Regions from separate parts of the Mus musculus genome. Here region 2 is linked to region 1. A link is a loop called in an ENCODE intact Hi-C map of the cell type or tissue named here. Cell type or tissue: left cerebral cortex. All regions are shown on one strand.

Evidence for each region. Peaks named below come from ENCODE experiments on the same cell type or tissue, not always from the same donor. Only the 100,000 strongest peaks of a DNase experiment are listed, where the experiment ranks them.
Region 2: it touches region 1 in a loop (9-fold over the local background); 19 of 42 quality-filtered maps call a loop at or near these places.

The regions. Positions count from the first base shown.
Region 1 is chr6:40,320,777-40,328,776 of GRCm38, forward strand. Agk (acylglycerol kinase) reads left to right here and starts at 4,702. Exons shown (of 16, transcript NM_023538.2): 1 at 4,702-4,754. In left cerebral cortex, no CTCF peak of the experiment used is centred here; DNase peaks (open chromatin) are centred at 4,377 and 4,793; H3K4me3 peaks cover 1,445 bases; H3K27ac peaks cover 1,024 bases.
Region 2 is chr6:40,467,969-40,475,968 of GRCm38, forward strand. It overlaps Ssbp1 (single-stranded DNA binding protein 1), which reads left to right and starts at 3,447. Exons shown (of 6, transcript NM_028358.2): 1 at 3,447-3,491; 2 at 4,103-4,165; 3 at 6,697-6,757. The coding sequence starts at 4,142. In left cerebral cortex, a CTCF peak has its summit at 3,607; a DNase peak (open chromatin) is centred at 3,410; H3K4me3 peaks cover 1,734 bases; H3K27ac peaks cover 1,101 bases.

The DNA of each region.
Region 1 (8,000 bases):
ATTATTTTTAAGGCTTTTTAAAACTATCATTTTCTGATCAAAGTTCACTGTCCCCATTTTCAGGACTCCCCCTCGCCCCCAATCCTAAAGCATGTTCTTTGCCTTCTCCTTGGATCATCCCACAGGTCTCGGGGGTTTCAAGCCTCCAGTCAAGCAGTTGCACAGACTCATTTCCACAAATGAACAGGTTAGATAGTTGGAAAAGAAATTCCGAAAGTAATTCACCGACTCCCTCAGCAGTAAACTATTTTAGAACACTAAGGGATTGTTTTAAAGCATGATGTTCTCCCATCTTCTAATGGACAAATGGAGAGAGTGGTTGGAAGTTCACACTATTCCCAGGGAGAGTGGTGGGAAAGTCACACTGTCCCAGTGAAAAGTAGGACAGAGTATGGTTTACTGCACTTAACCTCATCAGATGTTTTTGTTGTTCTTCAAGCATTCATCTGGAGTCTAAGTTATAAACAAATGAAATGGGACTTGTGAAGGTAGATTGCAAGCCCTGTGGGGGTGGGCACCATGGAGGGCACTAAACTTGAAGCCAGCCTCAGACCTTTCCATGCGGCCCATCACACGCCTCTCAGCAGATGCTGAGTGACAGAATGATGGAAGAAAGAAGAGAGAAAGTTGTGTTGCTTGGCTTGATCCCCCTCCATCATGAGGGTTGCTGAATTTAAACTATCTGGAGGTCTGCATCAGCACAGTGTTCGTGTAGCTCTCTTGTTACTACGAGTCCACTGACTGCACTAGAGATATCTGTAAAATGTAAACCAGACCCAACAATTCTGCTGACAGAATCCTATTCTACTGAGTGGTGTGTCCAAAAAAGCTTTCCCATGCAGGAAAGGGGCTTAATTTCTCTGTCCTTGAGGAAGAGTTGAGGAAGACCTCTCCACTCCCAAAAAGGAAAGAAGGAAAGAAAGAAAGAAAGAGATTAACATGAGAAAACAAGCATAATTATTAATATGTGACCATCAGGAGGAAGCTCAAATTGGTGACTTAGAACTCTGTCTTAGATGGCACTCCAAACAAAGAACAATAACATTTAAGCAGGTGACAGAAGTGAGGGGTGAAGGATTTTGATTTTATATTGACAGCAATGTAGGTGGAGTTAAATACATTGGCAGATAAAGACCGTTTTGATAAATAAATCATGCAAATGCTGATGTGGGCCCACAGCTGTCCTCAGTGGTTAGCCTTTGTTGTCTGTGGACTAGAGTTGTATGGAAAAAAGGTACACTGCTATTCAAGAGTCTGCAGACCAGTAGACTGATTAGAACTTCATGACAGTGGGGAGATGGAATGTCACAGATGGATAGCCAAATTTCTTCTCTCTTGCCTGTAGTAGCTATTTACCACCAAACTCTCTACCTAACCCATCTTTGTGACTACTAGTTAAAACTTTAGGAATGATATAACTGTAAACTTCCACCAACCCAAATCTAAGAAGGTCATCCATCACATGGCATCTGAAACCTATGGAAGAGATTTCTCTGTGGTGCTGTTTCCTGCCTACTTGACATCTTAAATGGTGTACTGGCTAGTTTTCTGTCAATTTGACACAGCTGGAGTTATCACAGAGAAAGGAGCTTCGGTTGAGGAAATGCCTCCATGAGATCTAACTGTAAGGCATTTTTCTCAATTAGTGATCAAGGGGGAAAGGCCCCTTGTGGGTGGGACCATCCCTGGGCTGGTAGTCTTGGGTTCTATAAGAGAGCAGGCTGAGCAAGCCAATAAAGAACATTCCTCCATGGCCTCTGCATCAGCTCCTGCTTCCTAACCTGCTTGAGTTCCAGTCCTGACTTCCTTTGGTGATGAACAGCAGTATGGAAGTGTAAGCTGAATAAACCCTTGCCTCTCCAACTTGCTTCTTGGTCATGATGTTTGTGCAGGAATAGAAACCCTGACTAAGACAAATTGGTAACCAGCAGAGTGGAATATTCCTGTGACAACCTAACCATGTTTTGGGGAGGACTGTGGAAGGACTTTGGAACTTTGGGCCAGAAGATCCATTTGCTGTTAAAAACTCTGTGAGATATTGTGTAGGAGCTTGGAAGATAATGTTGAGAGCAGTGCAGAAAATGGAGGCCTGGCTTGTGAAATTTCAGAGGGAAAATTAAAGACTCTTTTCAGGGCCATTGCTGTTTTGATTGTGAAGATTCTGTAGTTCTGGTTAGCTGGGGCTGAAGAATCAGCTGTGATTAACAATATACCAGAACAACTAAAGCAAAAACTTTGCATTTCTGGGACTATTGATGCTGGTTAGCTGGAGCTAAGAAATTAGCAGTGATTAAGAAGAGACCAGCATCATTGAGGTGACATCTTCTGGGAAGTGTTTTTGAGAGCACAGAGGCTGTATTCCAGAGATGGCCAAGGTTGTACCTTGTGCTGTGGCTGGACTTGGTAATGTGTAAGATTCACCCAGGTGGTACTGGTTTTGAAGGCATGAAGAGGTCATGCAGAGCAGCTGAGGCTCAGCACAGTGAGAGGCCATGGAAGGCCATTGGTGAAGGTGCAGCCTCAGCTGCAATTGATTTTCCAGGACAGAAGGGGTCATGTAAAGGAGTTGAGGCTTGGCACCATGAAGAGAGCCTATGAGAGGCTGTTGGTGAAGCATAGTTACAGCGAAAGACTACAGTGTTTGGAGATGCCAGTACCATGAGATGACCACCAAGAACAGCAGCAACAGTGGAGTACAGGCAGCTGGAGCCTAGAAGACAAAATGAGTGCTACAAAGGACAGGGCTGGAGAAGTGACCCAAGCCCTTGGAGGAGCCCAGAAGATTGTGAGTTTGATCCCAGACATTGGACAGTTGGAGTTTAATTTTTGCTTTTGATTGTGACTGTGCCCTGATGTTTTTCCCTCTTGAAGTAAGAAACTATTTTTAGTGGAGCCCACAGTTAAGAGACTTTTAATTGTAAAAAGGCTTTGGGTTTTAAAAGAGATGGATATTTTAAGAATATGTAGAGACTGTGGGACTTTTAAAGTTATTTAGATCTTGGGGATGAATAAGAATGTAAGGGTTGAGGCTTACTAGTGATGTGTTTGTGTGTCAAGTTGACAAGGGGTCAATTGTACTGGCTAGTTTTGTGTCAACTTGACACAGTTGGAATTATCACAGAGAAAGGAGCTTCAGTTGGGGAAATGCCTCCATGAGATTTTTCTCAACTAGTGATCAAGGGGGAAAGGCCCCTTGTGGGTGGGACCATCACTGGGCTGGTAGTCTTGGGTTCTATAAGAGAGCAGGCTGAGCAAGCCAGGGGAAGCAAACCAGTAAGGAACATCTCTCCATGGCTTCTGCATCAGCACCTGCTTTCTAACCTGTCTGAGTTCCAGTCCTGACTTCCTTTGATGATGAACAGCAATATGGAAGTGTAAGCTGAATAAACCCTTTCCTCCCCAACTGCTTCTTGGTCATGTTTGTTCGGGAATAGAAACCCTGACTAAGACAAATGGGCTCATGGCTTTATTTTATTTTCTGATTCATAAGTGTCCAACTAACCTATTCTACGGTGGAACGTGTCATTCAGGGCAACTTGAATCTGTGTTCCAAAACCATTGCCATTCATACTTGGCTCAGAATACATTTATTTCCTGTTTCCTAGGGAGACAGCAGTGAAGAAATGTCTATTTTCTCCAGATAGTGACAGGAACAGACCCCGAAGAAATGATTCCACTAAAGTCTAGATTTGTGGATCCATGAATTTGATTGGGGTAGTGAGGAATTACCTATAGGAACATGAGCAACTTAGAGGAGGCAATACCAGTGAAGAAGTTCCCTCAACACTCCTCAGCCCCTCTGGCCCAGTAACCTTTAATTGCTTGTACATCTTGTGGAAGATGGGAGTCCCTAGAGATCAAATATTAGTGGATCCAGTCTTGGGACATCTCAGGCGAGTTCCCATTTGAAGATGTTCCTACTGAAAAACTGTTCCCATTTAAGACAGCAATGTTGTGCCCTCAGGGCAGACTTCTAAGAGTCCTCTTTGCAGCAAAATCTGTTTTATTTTGTTGACATCTTCCTCGCAGTGAAAGGTGGCAAGATAAAAAGTTTTTGTAACTGCCTTGGTGTAAGGCAGCTAACAGGAAGCTTCTCTGCACCTGCCCTTCATCTTCAGCCCAGCGATCTTTATATTTTAACAAGACACATTTTTCTGTTGTCCAACACCCCTGTGGGCTCTCCTGCTGCATGGCTCCCTTTTCTCATAGCTCTTTCTGCCTCCAGCACACAGGCCTAAGGGTTCTGTGATTTTGTGCCTGATTTCCCCAGCCTCAGCCCCACTCCCACCCCACCCTGCTCTTCCGTGCATCCAGACCTGATCATCATCTTCCTGCTCTCTGGAGCTCAAACTTCCGCTCGTTAATTTAACACAGTGCCTCCTCATCTCCCGCCCTGTCGCTGGGTTTTGTTTTATTTTGTTTCATTTACCACTATGCCTTAGCCATTTAATTACTTTCTGATTTAGTTCCAAATCGTAAAACTGTTCTTATTATGTATTGTGAACTTTCCAGAAACGACTGGCTGGCGACAGATGGATAGATGAAAGATTGAATGAACAAGTAATGTGAGAGAAAGGGAAGGGAGGGCGGTGGCTGCTGCGAGCCCATCCCTAGGTCACGGGAGGGCTCGCCCCCGCCTGGCTCGCGCTGCTCCGCGTCGGAACCCGAGAGCAGAGGGAGCGGTTTCCCTGAAAAGAGAGGGAGAGTTTTGTGAGAGCACACAGGAAAGGCCGGGCGCTGAGCGGCGGGCAGCGGTGAGTTCGGGGAGCAAGCTAGGGCCGCGGGATGTGTGTTGTCAGGGTGTGGAGCGCAGCCGCTGGTGGCTGCGTTGAGCAGAGCGTCCGGGGAACCCGCCTGGCGTCCGGGGATCGGCCACGCGGTTGCTGACTGCGGTGGGGCGGGAGGAGGGGAGATTGGGCCGGGCCAGCATGGCGTGCACGCCCGTTGTCCCTGCGAGTCAGGTGTGCCGGTTCGAGTCCCAGAGCCGTCCCTAACCTGTGAACCCCTCAGCTACTTCCCACCTTGGGCTGTGGGGTACTCCGGAACAAAAAAACGGGGCCAGTAATATTTGAACCCTAAAGGGTGGGTCGGTTCATTCGTTCTATTTATTAGGTTCTGCAGATGTGGATGACTAGAATCTGTTCTAAAAAGCTCTTTAGTGAGAAAACCCCTACTTTTCTTGTCAGAAGAGGGTCAGAATTTGAGAGTTTTTGGGTTTGGGGAAAGCCTGTTTGGAAGGCAAAGATATGTTAATTTAGGCATAAAATTTGAGATTTTTAACTGACATTAGTGAGAATGAAAATTTTGGCTACTGAGAAGGGAATATACACTGAATGTATTACAGATTGTGAAGACAAATACAGATTTTATTCACAACTGCTTCACTGCAAAAATTAATGGTGTTTCCCTTTTTCTCTAGGGAAAATGTTAATTGACTTATCCAGGGTCTCACCATCTGTAAACGACAAAGCTAGGATTTCGTTAAGCACCTTGGCCAGTCCTCTTTGCACACTAGGCTGCCTGCATATTTCCCTCATCTTTTAATAATATAGAAAGCATTTAAGACAGGGTGGGCGTGGCTTTTTAAAAAGACAGTCCACTCAGAGTGTTGTCGACTGTCCGATATTCGTTCCATGCCCCTCTCTACTTGGGTGATGTTCCAGCCTTCCAGCAGGTGGAACAGTCTAGAGTCTCCTTAACTGCACACTGTTTCCCCACAAACCTACAATGTAAATCCAAAGCCTTGAAATCACTTAACAATCCGTTGCCCAAGCACAAAACCTGGCTCCGTTTCCTCGTCCTTCACCTCTTGCAATCAGTTGATCATCAAGCCCTGCCCATTTCTATTTCATAAAGACCTCCAAATCATTTGTTGACTCTTGTCTAGAATTTGTGGCAGTCACCCCTCGAATGGCTCCTTTTAGATTTACTTTCAGGTTCTGGCAGTCTGTTTTATATTCTGCACCTCAAATGTGATTGTTATTCATCTGCTAAAAAAAAAAAATCTCAAGTTTTAAACATAATATTGTTTTAAACATAATATCCAAAGACCTTAGTGCGGATTCAAAGCCTTTTCAAATCTTCCCCCTCCCCATGACCCCATCGTTCATCTTAAAACATTGATTTTTAATGTCTGGTGTGTTTGCAACCTCCATTGCAATTATGTTAGTAACTGCTAACTAAAAATCATATGACTACTCAGTTCAGGAACAAAGTAGGCTTTTGGGGAAGGAAGATGATGACCAAGAATATATATTTACAACAAATTTTGTGCATTTTAAATAAGGTTTAATAAAGACAGTAAGGGCTGGGAGTCACTGTTGTAGATGCTATCCTGTATGTATAATATCGATGGTGTTTAGGGCATGGTCATCCCCAAGTCGTACATTGGCAGTTGGGGAAACAGTAGAAGCAGGAAGTTGTTGCTAACCTGAAGCAGACTTCCTGTATAAGGCTCTTGTGTTAGAGCTACCTGTCAGATGCTTGTAGGAAAAGAAATAGTACTTTTATTTCTTAAGATGAAGGGACACAGAAGAACCCAAACAAACAGACCTTGCTGGTCTTTTAAGTCATAGCACCTTGTTCAGTCATGTTTCTGTAGAACTTACTGCTTTTCATCAAATTGACCACACACACAGGGATTTATTTCTGAAGGTTCTGTGTCATGAAAGCTCACATTGAATAGATGTATATGCTTTTTCCTTGTTAATATGTCTTTTGTTATAAGATTCTTAGTTTTAGTAATGGTTGAGAAGAGAAATTACTTCAGTCTACTACTTACCTGTGTTTTTCAAATCACACACACACACACACACACACACACACTGCCTTTGTATACTTATTAGTTCAGGTCGTTATAACTGGGATAGCTTAAATAACAAAGATTACTTTTTACAATGTGCAAACTGGAAGTATGAACCCACAATGGTTGTTGGCACTGGGCATGGTACCCTCTTCCTAGTTTGCAAATGGCTGTCTCATTGCTGTGTTTTCAGATGGTTTGGAGGTGGAAGGGATGTGAGGCTGTCTTCTTAGAGGGGTACTAGTCCATTCATGAGGACAGCATCCTTAGGACCCCATTATTTCTACATCCTAATACCATTTCAGTGGGAATAGGTATTCAGGCCATAGCATATACCTAACTCCTTTACTCTGACTTCTGACCTGCAGGACTCTGGCTCCTTCAGCTCCATCCCAGTTAGGCCTGTTTTTCTGAACTCAGGGTAGATCCTGTTCTCATTCCCCAACATGTATCTTATGGTGTTGCAGCTTTGCCTGTATGGTTGTATTGCAGTTAGGGATTTAAGATTTCTGAGCATTTGAGAGTGGGACTTACTCTTCTCTGCCCTAGCCCTTAACATAGAGTAGGTATTCATTAAAGGCCTCTTGAATGAATAAGTGATTAGGATCAGATGAGAGAGGTCAATTATGTGGACCTTTGGGAATTTTCTTTTTCTTTTTCTTTTGTATCAGCCTAGATGGCTTCATTGATGTTTGCAGTGTGGCTTTTTCTTCCTAGGAGAGGGATTTTAACCAAGGGAAGTTACAGAGAGAAATAATTTTTATCTGTTTAGATAATAATATATATATATATATATATATATATATATATATATATATATATAGTGAGAGGGAGAGAGAGTGCGCACAATTGTAAGATGTCATTTAGCACCCTACAACTTAGAGGATATTATGTAAAAGTTCTGCTTTTATTTATTGGTATTTTGGTTGGTTGTCTTCTTTGAATGTAATTGGGATAACACTAGTTTTAAATGCCTTTTACTCTGCTAATTTTATTTAACATTGTATTTGGTTGTTTTTTTCTATATCTATGAAAATTCTCAATTAAAAAATGAATTGCTACATGTCTCACTCACTTAATATATGTTTTTGGGATAGCTATTATGTGCCAGATCTTACTTGATGTATGGGTTCTAGTAGTGACCACAGTTCTGCATTCAGTGGACCTTACTCTAGTCAGAGAAGCTAAGTAACATATT
Region 2 (8,000 bases), 150 kb after region 1:
TGAAGGGGGTTTATAAAGGAAAAAAATACAAGCAATGTTTCCAAGCCTTGGCATTAGAGGAAAAGGAAAAAACACAAGCAGTGTTTCCAAGCCTTGGCATTACATGAGAGGGTAAAGGAATGCTGTCCTTCAAACCTGATACCTTTTGTTTAGACAGCGTGGCAGAACCATGCAGCTGGAAAGGGACCTTTGTGACCTGGGAGAAGTAACTTGTGCTACCAGAAGCTGGTGTAGTTTTACAACTGGCCACAGCTAGGGTTTGCTGCTTTTCCTCTGTTCCCAAGGCTGGCATTTGCTGGATCACCAAGGGGAGAGAGAATGCTAACTGCTCTGGCTCTGAGCAGGGTCAGGAGAGTGTAGGATGTGATGTGCAGGGTATCTCTTCATAGTCTACTACTATTAGAGATTCAAGCTGAGCATAGCTCCAGTGCCACAGGCTGCCATCACTTTTCACTGGGAAGGCTGTGTCCACAGGTGAACTACTTGATCAAATCAGTCAGTCTCCCTCCTCCTGCCATTCTCTCTCCTGCTCTGCCTTAGTCACTGCTCTACTGTTGGAAGGAGACAGCATGACTGAGGCCAACTCTAATTTTTTTTTTAAAGCTTTTCCTTAAGGGCTTGCTTATAGTTTTAGAGGTTAGTCCATTATCAGCACGGTGGGAAGCAGACGGCGTGGCTCTGGGAGCAGTAGCTGAGAGCTTCCCATCCTGATCTGAAGGCAGCACACTGGTAGACACTAGGCCTGGTGGAGGGTTTAAAACCTCAAAGCCCATTGCAAGTGACACACTTCCTCCAAGAAAACCACATGTATCCCAAAGAAGCTGCCACATCTCTAAATCCTTCTGATTCCTTCCAAACAGATCCACATCCCCGGTAAACATTAAACATCCAGTCTCTGGGGGCCTTCTCATTCAAAGCACTTCATGTGGTGTCTTCCCCTCCCTCTCTGCCTATGGAAAGGGTTCTGGGTTTCCCTATAATGACATTGGAGCATATTATAGATTCTTGTATCTCTAACAAAAATTTTGAGCCTTTTTTTTTCCCCCAGTGAAAATTTTTTTGGTTCCTCAACATTTTGGCTTACTTGAATTTGAATATGCCCGAAGTCATATTTCCACTCATGTTTTTGTGTTCCCCCATGAAATTTCTAGGTACACTGTAAGCTAGGCTTTTTATAACAGGCTTTTTATGTTCTAGGAGCTCATCAATGGGGATGGCATACCTTCATGGTCATTTATAATACAATATGCAAAAGAGGGAGGGAGTAACTAGTTGAGGAGAGCATTTTTAAAGTGTGTACAGGGCTGTATTTCAGATTCTGGGGATATGGACAGCTGACCGAGGTTGAAGTGTCTGTTGCACTAAGAAGGAACATTACCAGAAGCAATACCTCAGTTACAGTCTCTCCCTCACACTGTACAAGAACATATCCATTGTAATACCTTTTTTTTGTTGTTGTTGTTAAAAGGAAACCATGAAGGAGCAGGACTTGCAGCTTCTTCCAGATAACCAGCCAAGGAAGGAGAATGTGTCAGTTCCTCTCTGGGTGGACAACAGGGCTCAGTCAAGACTCCCCATTCAGGGGTTCTTTATAAAACGTTAAGGCAGGGTGCTCTCAAGTTTCAGTTGTCTATATTTTTCTTTAACCAACCTTCTCTACATTCTTCAAATAGAACAAAGGCAAAACTAACGGGATAGTGAAGAACAGAACTGGCTATACATGAGCCAATAGATGTCTGCAATGGGGAAACAGAGTTAAGATTTACTCCACAGTTCAAGTCTGGGACCACTGAAACAAAGCTTGCGAGGTGGGCGGGCGGGATTTCTCTCTGGAGGAAAAGGAGCAACTTTGTTTTTCCTTTGTCTTGCCTCCAAAGCTCATAAAGAGGAAACCATTGAACTAATGTAGCAGGTGGGATGTCTTCTTATTACTAGGGTGTGTGTGTGTGTCCCTGTCCAATTCAGTGCCTCGTTATTTCAGGAAATCAACTTTGTAAAGGTAAAAGTACAGGGAAGTAAACATCTATAAAGGCGTCACTAGTGAGCCAGACAATAATTCAGACCCCCCCCCCTCCTAAAATCAGAAAGAATGGACCTTAGGAGGCAGTGTGTCTGTTTGAATGGTTTGGAGTTCCCTTCTGTCTAACACTGGAGCCCCACTGAATCTTGTTGCCTTGGGTTCCTTAATTTGTAGGATTCATAAGTGCGTTACTTCACTAGGGCCAGGATTAGGGTAAACAACATAGGATTTAGAGGAGCAAAAGAAAGTCAGCAATCAAAAGAAAAGATGTCTCAATGCAGTATTTTGGAAATGTTAAAACTAAGAAATTTTACTATGAACATGATATTACCAAATACAAGATCAACAAGCTTAAGTTACTTGAGATTGTTTAAGACTGTCACTGAGTGCTGGATGTGATGGCACATGCCTTTAATCACAGCACTAGGGAGGTAGATGCAGCAAGGGGAATCTCTGGGAGTTAGAGACAAGCCTGGTCTGGTCTACATGAGATCCAAGTTTCAGGCCAGCCAGGGATACACAGCGAGACAGTGTCTTTTTTCTTTTCTCTTTCTCTCTCTCTCTCTCTCTCTCTCTCTCTCTCTCTCTCTCTCTCTTTCTTTCTTTTAAGCTTTTCCATCTAGAATAACTGCCAAAGATGTAGAATTGAAACACAAAATGAAAAAAAAAAATCTAAAAAATACTGATCAGTTTCTTTCTATAAAAGTAAAATCTTAATTACACTTTGCTTTAAAATAAAGCAACGTTTTGACTTTTAACACTTCTTCAAAATGTTTTGGAATTTCATAAACTTTTAATGTTTTAGGGAAAACATATATACAAATACATAATATAAGGGCGCATTTCTCTTGTGCCTTAGGCACAGTTTGGGACCGGTACTTAATAAAGATGTTAAAAATTTTGCTCCTCACGTGTTTCTTGAATTTTTTGACTTAACATGTTAACATATCTAGATCACCGAGGTTTTGACAGCAATTAATTCTTCAGTCTTACTGCATTAGGAGACTTGTGTCGGTTTTAGTTCCTCCAGGGGCTCAAATATGTTTTATTTCACCTACCTCACTCCCTTTCCCAGGCTGGGAACATCAAATAATTTCAATTTAGGGCTGGGAATAGAGTTCTGGCCAGAGTTTGGTTAGCCAGTGCGGGGCCACTACCGGAGCGAGGGTGGAGATCAGGAAAAACAAAACAAAACAAAAAACCCCAACAACCAAACTAAACCAAACCAAACAACAAAAAAACAAAACCAAAATCGTAAAACTACCCACAGGTGGCATCGTTGATCCGCCCACTTCCGCCTGGACAGAAGTTCCTGGCACTTCTAAATTGAGGGGTCGTGTTTCCGGCGACATCAGCCGGCGGCATTTCAACGACGCACTTCAGAGATTTCCTGTCTTTCCTTGCATCTCGCGAGCTTTGCGGGCTCCGTGCGCCGGAAGCGAGCCGCTGGCGGTCGGGCTCTGCGTGTCCGGTGAGGGAGGGGAGAAGGCTGGCACGAAGTTGTGTTTCCCGAGTGCACGGGCGCGTGCGGGGCTCGGGAGGAGTTGTGCGGCTCCTCGCTGGAGTCCGAGTGTCCCCCGCCGTTCCCTGTGCTGCTCGCGAGCGCCACTTTGGGGGAAGAGCAGCCTCTTGCCCCCGCGGCGAGGCTGGGGAGCCGGGCTTACTCAGCGCTAACGGGGACGAAGGCACTGATTTGCGTCCTTTCGGAGTAGCGTTTACTGTGCCCGCACTGTTTGTAGAGACAGTTTTAGGGGTCTAGAATAACAGAACAAGTTGGAAAAAAAAATGTCCGAGACAACTTCTATTGTAAAGAAATCTAGCAGACAATGGATTGCAAGTGAGAACAGGTTTTTCCCCTCTTTTCTGCTGGTTGAGACCCAGAACCACAGAGTTTCTTTTGTCTCGCTCAGTTTTTGTTTTCAAAAAGAAAGGAACTCCCCACACGTGCAAAAAATGCGGTTGCAAATTGGGTGCACGAGAAGCTGGACGCGCTTAGGATTTAGGACTAGAGAGCATGTGTGTTCTTGATGGATACTGTAGTTTCTTGATTTATCATTTTTCTCTTTTCTTTCTTTCCTTTAGGAAAAGCCTAAAGATTAGGTTGTAAGAAAAACAGAAGCCATGTTTCGAAGACCTGTGTTACAGGTAGTCACTTTTCTACATTAGTGAGTGCTCCAACCGTGTTTCCATAGTCTATAGCCATGTTTTGTTTTGTTGCTTTTCGATTTTGCATACATAAGCACGAGATTCTTACGCCTATCCAGCGTGTTCTATGTGTTTATTTGATGTGGGAGATTCAGAAGGGATTTTGTGTGTGTGTGTGTTTATGTGTGTGTGAAGCTCATAATGTTTACTGAATCAAAAATGATTTTTAAAGTGTATTCGCATATGTAGTACACCTCATGAATTTAATTTAGTAAATATTTGTTACCAGTGCTTAGATCAGAGTATTCATTTAATTATGTAAGTTATTATTATCATTTTTGTTTTGCTGTTTTTGAGACAGCCACTCATAGTTAAGACTATCTTGAGACTCACTGTTAGGCTGAGATGACCAAGAACCTTCCTCCTCCTGCTTCTACTTTGTCACCGATGGTATTTCAGGCCTGCCCCATCGCACCTGATTTCTTCTAACCTTGTCCCATATGGCTCTGGTCTTTTATGACCTTCTGGCCCCTCTCCTCCCCACTCCCATCTTGCTATCCAGAGAGCAGAGCTCACTTCTTGCCACAAATTCATGACCATTCTGCAATCTAGTCGGGTGTCCTCTACTCTAGCCAGCCTTAAGCAGGCCTTAATTACCATTTTTCCTCAGTGTGGCACGTGGGTACCAAGTCTTGTAAATTCTCCTAATGTAAAATCTATTACTTTTCTTCTCCTCTTAAGACTAATGAGTCAAATTCGTTATAAAAGTCTGTTGTCTTCCCCATCCTACTCTTAAGTTGGTCTATCCTTAGCTCCTTACTGTAATCCACACATACTCTGAGCCTTTTAAAATTGAAGTTATACTATAGTATCTTTTTAAACCAAATGGGAAGTAAGTTTGCATTTTGAGGGTATTGAAATAATCCTCTCCCTATTTCTTCTTTTCTACTAGATTATGTGTATGTTCCTAAGATGAGGCATATTGTTATTTTATAACATTTAATGAACACTGGCTCTTCTGAATCTGTCACATTAGTATTTTCTGTGATCGTGACAAAGGAACTGAGTAGCATTTTGGTCCTGTATCGTGTAACATCTTATTCTTATATTTATTCTTAGTGATAGTATATAGCTAAAATCACTCCAGGAAAAGGTGTTCATTTGAGTGGTATGGAGAGAGAAGGCCGGTATTAAAAGACCAGGGAAGGAAAGAGGTCCCAATTGGAATTTTTAAAAAGCTAGGTTTAGAAATCATAATGTGGTAACCTGTCACCTCAGAGTTGTAGCCTGTCTCTGCCTTCATTTGCATGGAGAAGTTGCATAACTGGAAATTACGAACACAGCAGCTCTCACGGACCAGTTGAAATGACCCTTCTTATATGGTAGAATGTCCTTGAAAGTGAGTGTGAGAAGTTCTAACTCTCTAACTCACTAACAGTGAGAGTGACAGACAAAAACAGCATCACCCTCAGCCACTGCCTGAAGCCTGCAGTGCCCGCAGGTCCTAAAAGAATTCTTTGGCCTGCCTGCCAGTCCCTTTTTTTTTCCCGTGTGGGGGATCCCTGCCTGCTATATTAACAATGCTGCCACGTGCGAAATGTTTCTCTCTTAGAACATGTCTAGCTCTCTGAACTCTCTTGTGTGTAGTGATGTAGACTCTTCTTACCTGCGTGGTAACCATAGAACAGAATGCCTGTAAGACAGCAGAGGGCAAATTGGAAAAACAAGCTTGGTGCCACACAGCCCGGAGTTGTAAGGCATAAATCACCACTGAATTCCTAGTTTCCTGGACAAGTGGTGACTCTCTGGGCTTAACTTTCCTTGGAACTATGGTAAGGGTAATTTGACTTTGTGTCTACAAAAGTTAAGGATTAAATGGTAAAAGTGTAATTTGTTTAGTGTGTTAAGAGCTGCATTCTTCTTCACTAATTATGATTTCATTGCCATACCTTTGAACCATATTATTTGTACTCCTTTTCTGTGATCTCCTCAAGGAATGAGGTTTCCACTGCGCCAAGCTCACTAAGAAGCTGCTGACCTTCTGTAGCAGCCTCACGAAATCAGTGCTCTTCATTGTCAGTGCTCACTCTTAGATGGAACATTCTAGGCCAAACATTTGAGATGTCCATTTCCTTATGGTTTTTGAACAACCAATCAGAAAAAAAATGTATTATAGACCTTGTAAGATTTTATCCATAGTGCTTATTTCAATGTGAAAAAGATATACAACAAATGTAATGGATATTTGCTACTGTTTAACTAGTTTTCTTATTGCCTACAATTTAGAATGATGCTTAATATACAGTATGTTTAAATATCATACCACTCAATTGCTTTTTATGTTTACTCAGTTGCTCTATAAAGCACTGATTGCTTTCTAGTCTACTTTCTACTCTGTTCTCCTTTGCTGTCCTTTTCTGGAACTTGTAGGAACTGTTGATTAAATGGTGAATAAATATGAGTAGGTCTTCTATTGGCATTTCTCTTTTCTAAAAAGTTTAAAACCATATTACGTGTTTGTTCTCCTTTAGGTATTTCGTCAGTTTGTAAGACATGAGTCTGAAGTAGCCAGCAGTTTGGTTCTTGAACGATGTAAGTACCAGAGTCTGAGTTTACAATGTTATTTACAGTGCTTTGCTAATACTCTCAAAGTACTATAATCTGGTGGACTGTGTTCAGCCATGGGTTGCAGGATATTTGATCACACTGTGAACCCTGAGATTGTGTTATTTACTGATACAAACAAACAAACACCCAAACTGTTTCTAGTTTCAATGTGGCTCAGCCTTAGCACATACCTTTAATCTCTCTAGGTGAAATACAGAGCTGCCCTTTAATCCCAAACAATGAAGGTAAAATTTGTTTGTAGAAGGAAGCACCCATATTTGAAAGTGATGTCTAATTGACTAGCAGACAAAGTGAATCAGAAAGATTTGACAGAATAGGATATGGCCAACTCTCATGAGAACAGAAAGGGAAGGTGCCTGAGGGTCAATGCAGAGAGAGGAGGCAGTTTTACTGGGGTGGTTATAGAGAGACAGGTTGTGAGGACAGAAGGAGCCAGAAGATTAGAGCATATTGCTAAAGTTAGTATGAGGCCAACCAGAGCAATTCAGTGAGAGGCCAAGAGAAGCCAGGTTGAATCAGTCAGCTTGGAGAGGAATTTGAGCTATAACAGCAGAGTTTACCAGCTGGCCAGAGTTCAGAAAGACTAAGAGTGAGCTTATTCAGCAGCAAGTTTCAGAGGTTGAAAACATTGTAGAACTAAGATTGTACAAGGCTAGAAGCTTCCAGGAGGAGGCCTAGGTTAGCATACAGCAAGCCTTGGAGACAACACTTTCTTCGGGCAAATAAAAAGTAATCCTTGGAGACAACAGTTACTTCAAGCAAATAAAAGATACTTTCACAGTATGCAACCCATCCTACATTTGGTTTATTTTACCCTGCACCTCTAGCTGTGAAAACTTAGTGTAAATAGAGCTTATAGTGTGGATATCACCCCCTCCTGCCCCACTGTCTGATGAGTTCTTCAAGAGTGTGTTATACAGGGTTCAAAGAAGACTCACAGAAATACTTCTTTTTGTAATAGAGATTTTCTTAAACCTAAGATTTGCTTTTTTAGCTCAAGATAAAGAGCATAAAGTTTGTTCTGTGGGGCTGCTTTCTGCTTTCTGCTTTCTTATCCTTTCTCCCCTACAGACTTTTCCTTTATTTGTTGATCTTGAGCTTGAGTTTTTCATAATGCAGAGATTACTGCTGAAGCAGTATTTGCAGTTGTTCATTCCCTGGACATGTCTGTCAGTTTCAGGTGTGGGTTTATCCTGTATAACTACCC